Linked DNA regions of Homo sapiens: region 1 is linked to region 2. The links are chromatin contacts, found by Hi-C or POLR2A ChIA-PET in ENCODE. All regions are on one chromosome and are shown on one strand. Each heading gives the region's core, a stretch centred on a gene start or an enhancer-like site at or near the end of the contact. The rest is flanking DNA. Distances are from core to core; before and after follow the strand shown. Region 1 overlaps SRGAP3 (SLIT-ROBO Rho GTPase activating protein 3). Region 2 overlaps SRGAP3 (SLIT-ROBO Rho GTPase activating protein 3).

Evidence for each region. Hi-C counts contacts between places; a loop is a spot of excess contacts on that map. ChIA-PET counts read pairs that join two places held with the same protein, here RNA polymerase II (POLR2A).
Region 1: a loop to region 2 is called in a map with no recorded cell type, with 7 times the contacts of the local background. The contact joins two enhancer-like sites. A Hi-C loop is called at or near these places in 1 of 168 maps with a recorded cell type or tissue (transverse colon) and 1 of 37 single-sample maps with no recorded cell type. POLR2A ChIA-PET finds 5 or more read pairs at or near these places in 2 of 52 experiments (activated T-cell and endothelial cell of umbilical vein).

What each region holds. Positions count from the first base shown.
Region 1 is chr3:9,134,400-9,137,308 of GRCh38, forward strand. All of the region lies in intron 1 of SRGAP3 (SLIT-ROBO Rho GTPase activating protein 3), which reads right to left. Among named protein-coding and RNA genes, the nearest start is that of SRGAP3-AS2, 57 kb to the right of the region's middle. Within about 2 kb of position 1,617, at least 2 of the 41 ENCODE cell types and tissues checked have a DNase peak (open chromatin) inside an H3K27ac peak, as active enhancers do.
Region 2 is chr3:9,078,913-9,081,615 of GRCh38, forward strand. SRGAP3 (SLIT-ROBO Rho GTPase activating protein 3) reads right to left here. Exons shown (of 22, transcript NM_014850.4): 4 at 1,113-1,175. Among named protein-coding and RNA genes, the nearest start is that of SRGAP3-AS2, 110 kb to the right of the region's middle. Within about 2 kb of position 1,424, at least 2 of the 41 ENCODE cell types and tissues checked have a DNase peak (open chromatin) inside an H3K27ac peak, as active enhancers do.

The DNA of each region.
Region 1 (2,909 bases), core at 367-2,866, 56 kb after region 2:
TTTAGGAGCCGATAAAGATGAACCACCTGGTATGTTACAGCCAACAACATCTCATCACATCTACGCACAATCACATCTGATTATCATGACATCCTATGAGGCTGGTAGTATTGCCACTCCTCTTCTACGGATGAAGCAATTGAGATTCAGGGAGGGGAAATGGCTTGCCCAAGACCACCAAGAAAGTGGCAAAGCCAGGGCTGAAACCGAGAGTAAAGGGCAGACAGGAACTAACATCACCCAATGCCCAGGTCAGGGAACTTTCTGTGGCAGTCCTGCTGCCTCCTCTTTCAAGGATCATGTCCTGTTGTACCTCCTGTCTCCACTCTCAGTGGTCATCTTTGTGCCATCCACACAGAGCACCAGTCTGGCTGTCATTATATGCATCCCAGTGCATCCTGACCCTGACCTCAGGCCCTCCTCTGAGGAGAGAAATCTCAGCTTCATAGCACAATGTAGCGGGCTCTGGGTTCACCTGCCCGGTGGTTCAAATCCTGGCCCTGCCACATGCTCAGGTGGGCAACCTGAGACTCAGTTTCCTCTGTCAAATGGGGATGATAATAATCTCTACCTCATATTGTTGTGAGAATGGTATGTGTTAATGCAAAGGAAGTTCCTGGCATAGTGCTTTCCATATATTGGTACCATATTGTCCAACACAGTCGCCACTAGCCACATGTGGCTATTTGCATTTAATTAAAATAAAAAACTCATTCCTCTGTTGCACTTGCCACATTTCACGTGTTAAACCATCCTGGACAGTGCAGAATATTTCCATCATTGCAGAAACTTCCATTGGACAGCACTGCGTCAGAGGCTTTATAAAGTTAAGCTATGATTATCATTTATTATAACTTCTTTCTGTGGCCATTTCTCATCTCCTTAAATGGAAAATATGGTCCTGAAAGGCAGGGATGGCACTATGTTTTATTACTCCGAATTTGCGCACGACCTCTCCAACAAGAGCAGTGTAATGGAGTCTTCCAAACCCTCCCCTCAAGAAAACATGATGATGGAGACTCACTCTCCTTGCTCCCAGCCCAAAACCCAGCATCCTGGTGGGGTCCCTTGCCCTCCAACTCCAGCCCTAGCGGAGATGATGTGGCCCAGTGGATAGACCCAGCAGAGCCTGGACTCTGGAGCCACTCTCACAGGGTTGATTATTGTCTCTGCCGGATCTGCACTGTGAAGCCTTGGGCAGTCAACTCAGTATCTTCTCTGAGCTGTCTTCGGATTTGTAAAAGGCAAGTAAGTATTCTTATCTTGCAGGGTTGTTGCCAGGATCAGACTGGAAATAATGCACATGATGTGCCAGGCACCTGGTGGACCCTCGGCGAATAGCATCTATACAGAGGTGGCATGGCGCAGCGGAAGGGCATGCACTCACAAGCTCACAAGTTCTGAGGACAGTCAGCCTAGGCTCCAAATCTGGTTTTCTCCACTTTGGGGAAGTGGCTTCAGCCTGGTCTCTGTTTTCTCATCTGTAAAATAGGGAATAATACCTTCCCCCCTGGGGTTGTTAAAAGGGTGAGGGGTGGTATGCGCGTGGTGCCTGGGGCACTGCAGGGACGCAAGAAATGAGCCATGGCGGCTGCTGTAGTCATGGACCGTGAGCACCAGGCACGCTGGGCACCGAGCTAAGTGTTTCCCAGGCGCCATCTCGCGCCCCGCGTCCACAGTCCCACAAGGAGGGCTGTGTCACCAGCCACCTTCTTCCAGCCTCTCTGTGCTGGTTCCCCTTCCCCGCCCGCCCTCCTCGCAGGCCTGGCCCACGTTTCGCTCCTTCTCTAGGCCCTGCACAAAAGACTCGTGCGCTGCCCGGACACGGGCTCCCCATTGCCGCCCTTCTCCTAGCCTCCTGTACACCGAGAGGCGGCTTCCGGGACGGCCCCGAGGGTCCGCAGGATCCGTGCGCCCAGCGCCGGGGCTGGAGGCAGCAGATGCCGGGCCGGGGTCAGCCGCCGCGCGCCGTTGCCACGGCAACCGTCGCTGGGACCCCCCCCCCCCCCGACCGCCCCGCCCCGCCCCGCGCGCCACGTGCAGCAGCCGGGGTGGCTGAAAGCGGGCTCCTAAGCCATCTCTTCGGATTCCTTCTTCGCAGACGCGAGCAAGCTCCTGGCACCCTGTAGTCTCTCCCTCTCCCCTTCCTGTATTCGGCCAACGACCGACATCAGGCCATTCTTTATTAACCTTTATCAAGCCAGGCCGGTCAGCGGCCATCCTCAATTATTAAATAATACCACGTTAGAGGAGGCAGTGGGTGTCCCGCCCTTTTACAGATGAGGAAATTGAGGCCCAAGAGAAGGGAAAGGGGCTGCCTGAATCACAGGATTGGAACCTGGGCCTGCCTGATGCCAGAGTCCACCGGAGACTCCGCCAGGAGCTTCCTGGGTCTATCCCTGATCCCCACGGTTCCTGCGGAGTCTGCCCCTCATCAATAGGCCTTTTGGGTTCTGCAGTGCCAAAAGCTGGATCTGGGATCAGACTTGGCTGAGTTCAGAGCCTGACCTTGACGCTGGCTAGCTGTGTGACCTTCAGCAAGTCAGTCAACCTCTCTGGGCCTTGGTTTTCCCATCTGCAGGATGGAGGAAGTAAGAGCAGACATTTTGGAGCTGTGTGCTTCCCCGAATTGTCTCCTTGAACCTATGCTACAGCCTTAGGAGGAAGTTACTACTATTATCCCGTTTTGCAGAGGAGGAGACTGAGCCACAGAGAGGTGAAATGACATGCCTAATTTCATGTAAATATTAAGAAATCTGTTGGCCCCAAATCTTATACCACGTTGCCAGAGAGATGAGTGCCTGCCATATGTACTATACCAAGTGAGCCAGGTTTTTACGCTCTGTCTTTCGCCACCTCACGATTATTCAGGGTAGTAAAGGCCAGGCTTAGAACAGAGAATCAAAGCA
Region 2 (2,703 bases), core at 174-2,673:
GCCCAGGAAAAAAAATGCCTTGCCTAGAGTTCCGTAGCTTGTTGGGATCTGAGGCAGGCTTTCTGACCTGAGGTCCAGGCCCTCCCGCAAAGGCTCTCAGTGCCTCTGAGGAATTTACCACCTGCTGGCCACACAGGATATAAACACAGAAAGATAATAAAACCAAACAGAAGGGGCTTCTCACAGACTGCTGTTCTTTCCCCTCATACCAGGGATTTTCAAATACAATTTTACCAGCAGATTCTCCCCAACACACAAACAAACACACTTTTCATGAAATGCTATATAGGGCACCTATCTATTTAAAACATAACCATTCTTCTCTGTTCTGATTGGGTAGGATTGAGGGGCCTGGAGCTCTACCTGCTGGGTCTACCCACCCCACTCCCCATATCTCTCCATGGGGTCCCCACATTCCTCTTGAGGAAGCCGTAGGCTCCTCAAAGCACAGTCTGAAAGTTCCTGCATCATCACCTCATGTGTTTGTGTCCCCATTTGCTCACCTTCTTGGATTCTAAAACTCATCTCAAGCACAGTTAGATGTTGACTCCAAGCAGGTAACAAAGTCAGCCGTGGACCACACTGTGATGTTATGAAACTATGCCTTGGAGATGGCAATGCAGGCTCACCCCATGACCTCCCGTGATCCTCGGAACCGTGCTCCATTTTGCAGATGCACAGACTGAGACCCAGACAAACTGCCCACCTGCCTATGGTCCTACAGTTGGTAAGGAGGGGCCTCTGCTGGAGCCTGTGCTGCCTCACTCCAAAACTCACATCCCTGCCTTCAGGAGCCTTCACACTCACACTCCCCCGGCCTTGACTTTGTGCCCTCTGTTCTTGCAGGTAACACGCCCCACAGCGGCAGGTCGTTTGAATCTCTCGTGAATTTTGACAAACTAGACAAGCCCAGGCCCTGCCCCAGATGTACAGAATCAGAAGCTGGGGCTGTGAGTCATTACATCCTGACACGATGACCCACTGTCACTCAGCATAAAACGCAGCAAAAAAGGCCTGGGGTCATTCCAGACCTCTGTTTTGCTTCCCTCCAGCTCTGGTGATGAAGACAGAGACCCAATCCCAAAACAGCAGTGAGCCTGGGCAGAACTTACTGTGTAGAGCTCATTGGTCACCTTCAGGAGCTCCTCGTGCATCTGCAGGCCAATCTCCTTGCTCTGGAATGTGGAAGAACAAATGTCAGCGGGGGAGAAGTTTGCTGGCTACATTTACCAATCTCTTTTCAAAAGCGAAAGGTCAGGAATGTTTCGGGTGGGGTCAGAAGGGGTACAGAAATCAGCATAAATTTCATTGATCTACAACAACATAAATTCCTCAACTATGTCCATGAAACAAACCCACAGAGAGAGGTTCCTTGCAGATGGGATTCCCTGATCATATGAGTTGGAGAACCCTACACATCATTTCCCTACCACAGTGACTCACAGTGACAGTAGCATATTAAAGATGTGGGGAAGCCCCACAGAATTTTTCTTTAATTCTACGTGTACTAAGCTGGTATGACCAGGGTCTGAGCTCCTTGCACAATCCTCATGAATGGCTACAGAGTGGGGTTCCATAGAACACACTTTGAGAAACAATGATTTGGCATCCCAATTCCTCTTGAGAGTAAATGATAATTCTCAAGTCCTCCAGGAAAAATCTCAGGTCCTCCAGAATATGAGTCCCCAGCCTCCAGGCCACAGATCAGTCCATGGCCCACTAAGAACCAGGCCACACAGCAGGAGGTGAGCGGTGGGTGAGCGGGCATTACCATCTGAGCTCCTGTCAGATCAGTGGTGGCATTAGATTCTCATACGTCCTCGAACCCTGGTGTGAACTGCGCATGTGGGGGATCTAGGTTGCACGCTCCTTATGAAAATCTAATGCAGGATGATCTGTCACTGTCTCCCATCACCCCCAGATGAAACCATGTAGTTGCAGGAAAACAAGCTCAGGGCTCAGGGCTCAAACTGATTCTACATTACAGTGAGTTGCATAATTATTTCATTATATATTACAATGCAATAATACAGAAATGAAATACACAATAAATATAATGTGCTTCAATCATCCCGAAACCATCGCCCCACCCTGGTCCATGGAAAAATTGTCTTCCACAAAACTGGTCCCTGGTGCAAAAAAGGTTGGGGACCACTGCTCCAGAAGATGTTTCCTGAAGGCTTGTCTTCCTTGACTGAGAATCAGCAGCTGGCACCCACTTGGACATCGCCTTCCTAGCTTTCAAGGACTGGTTACAACAGATGCCCTAACCTTAGTTTGACTCCAAATTTCAGCTCAGCCCTCCCCAGTGCTGGTCCCCTGGTCTGCCTAATCTCATCTTACCATTGCCTAGATCCTGACACAGTCGCAAGTCCACACTCTCAAGATGTCTCTTCCAATGAGGAACAGGAGAAGTACAGGTTGGCAGAAAGGCCTCTGGGGCACAAGGCAAAAGATCTAGCTTCTCATTTCCACTGTTGGCTGTGTGGCCTTGGAGAATCACTTCCCCCTTTGAGCCTCAGCTACCTCACCTATCAAATAAAAAGCTTAAACTAAAACAATACTTTCCAAAGCATGGTCTGAAGATCACTGCTAGATGCTATGCTAAAAAGGGGGAGCAGGGGCTTCTAAGACTACATGCATTTGAGAAAAAGCTAATTGAACAAAGGTAGACAAGTTTTCTTAATGCAGGACTTCTCAGTG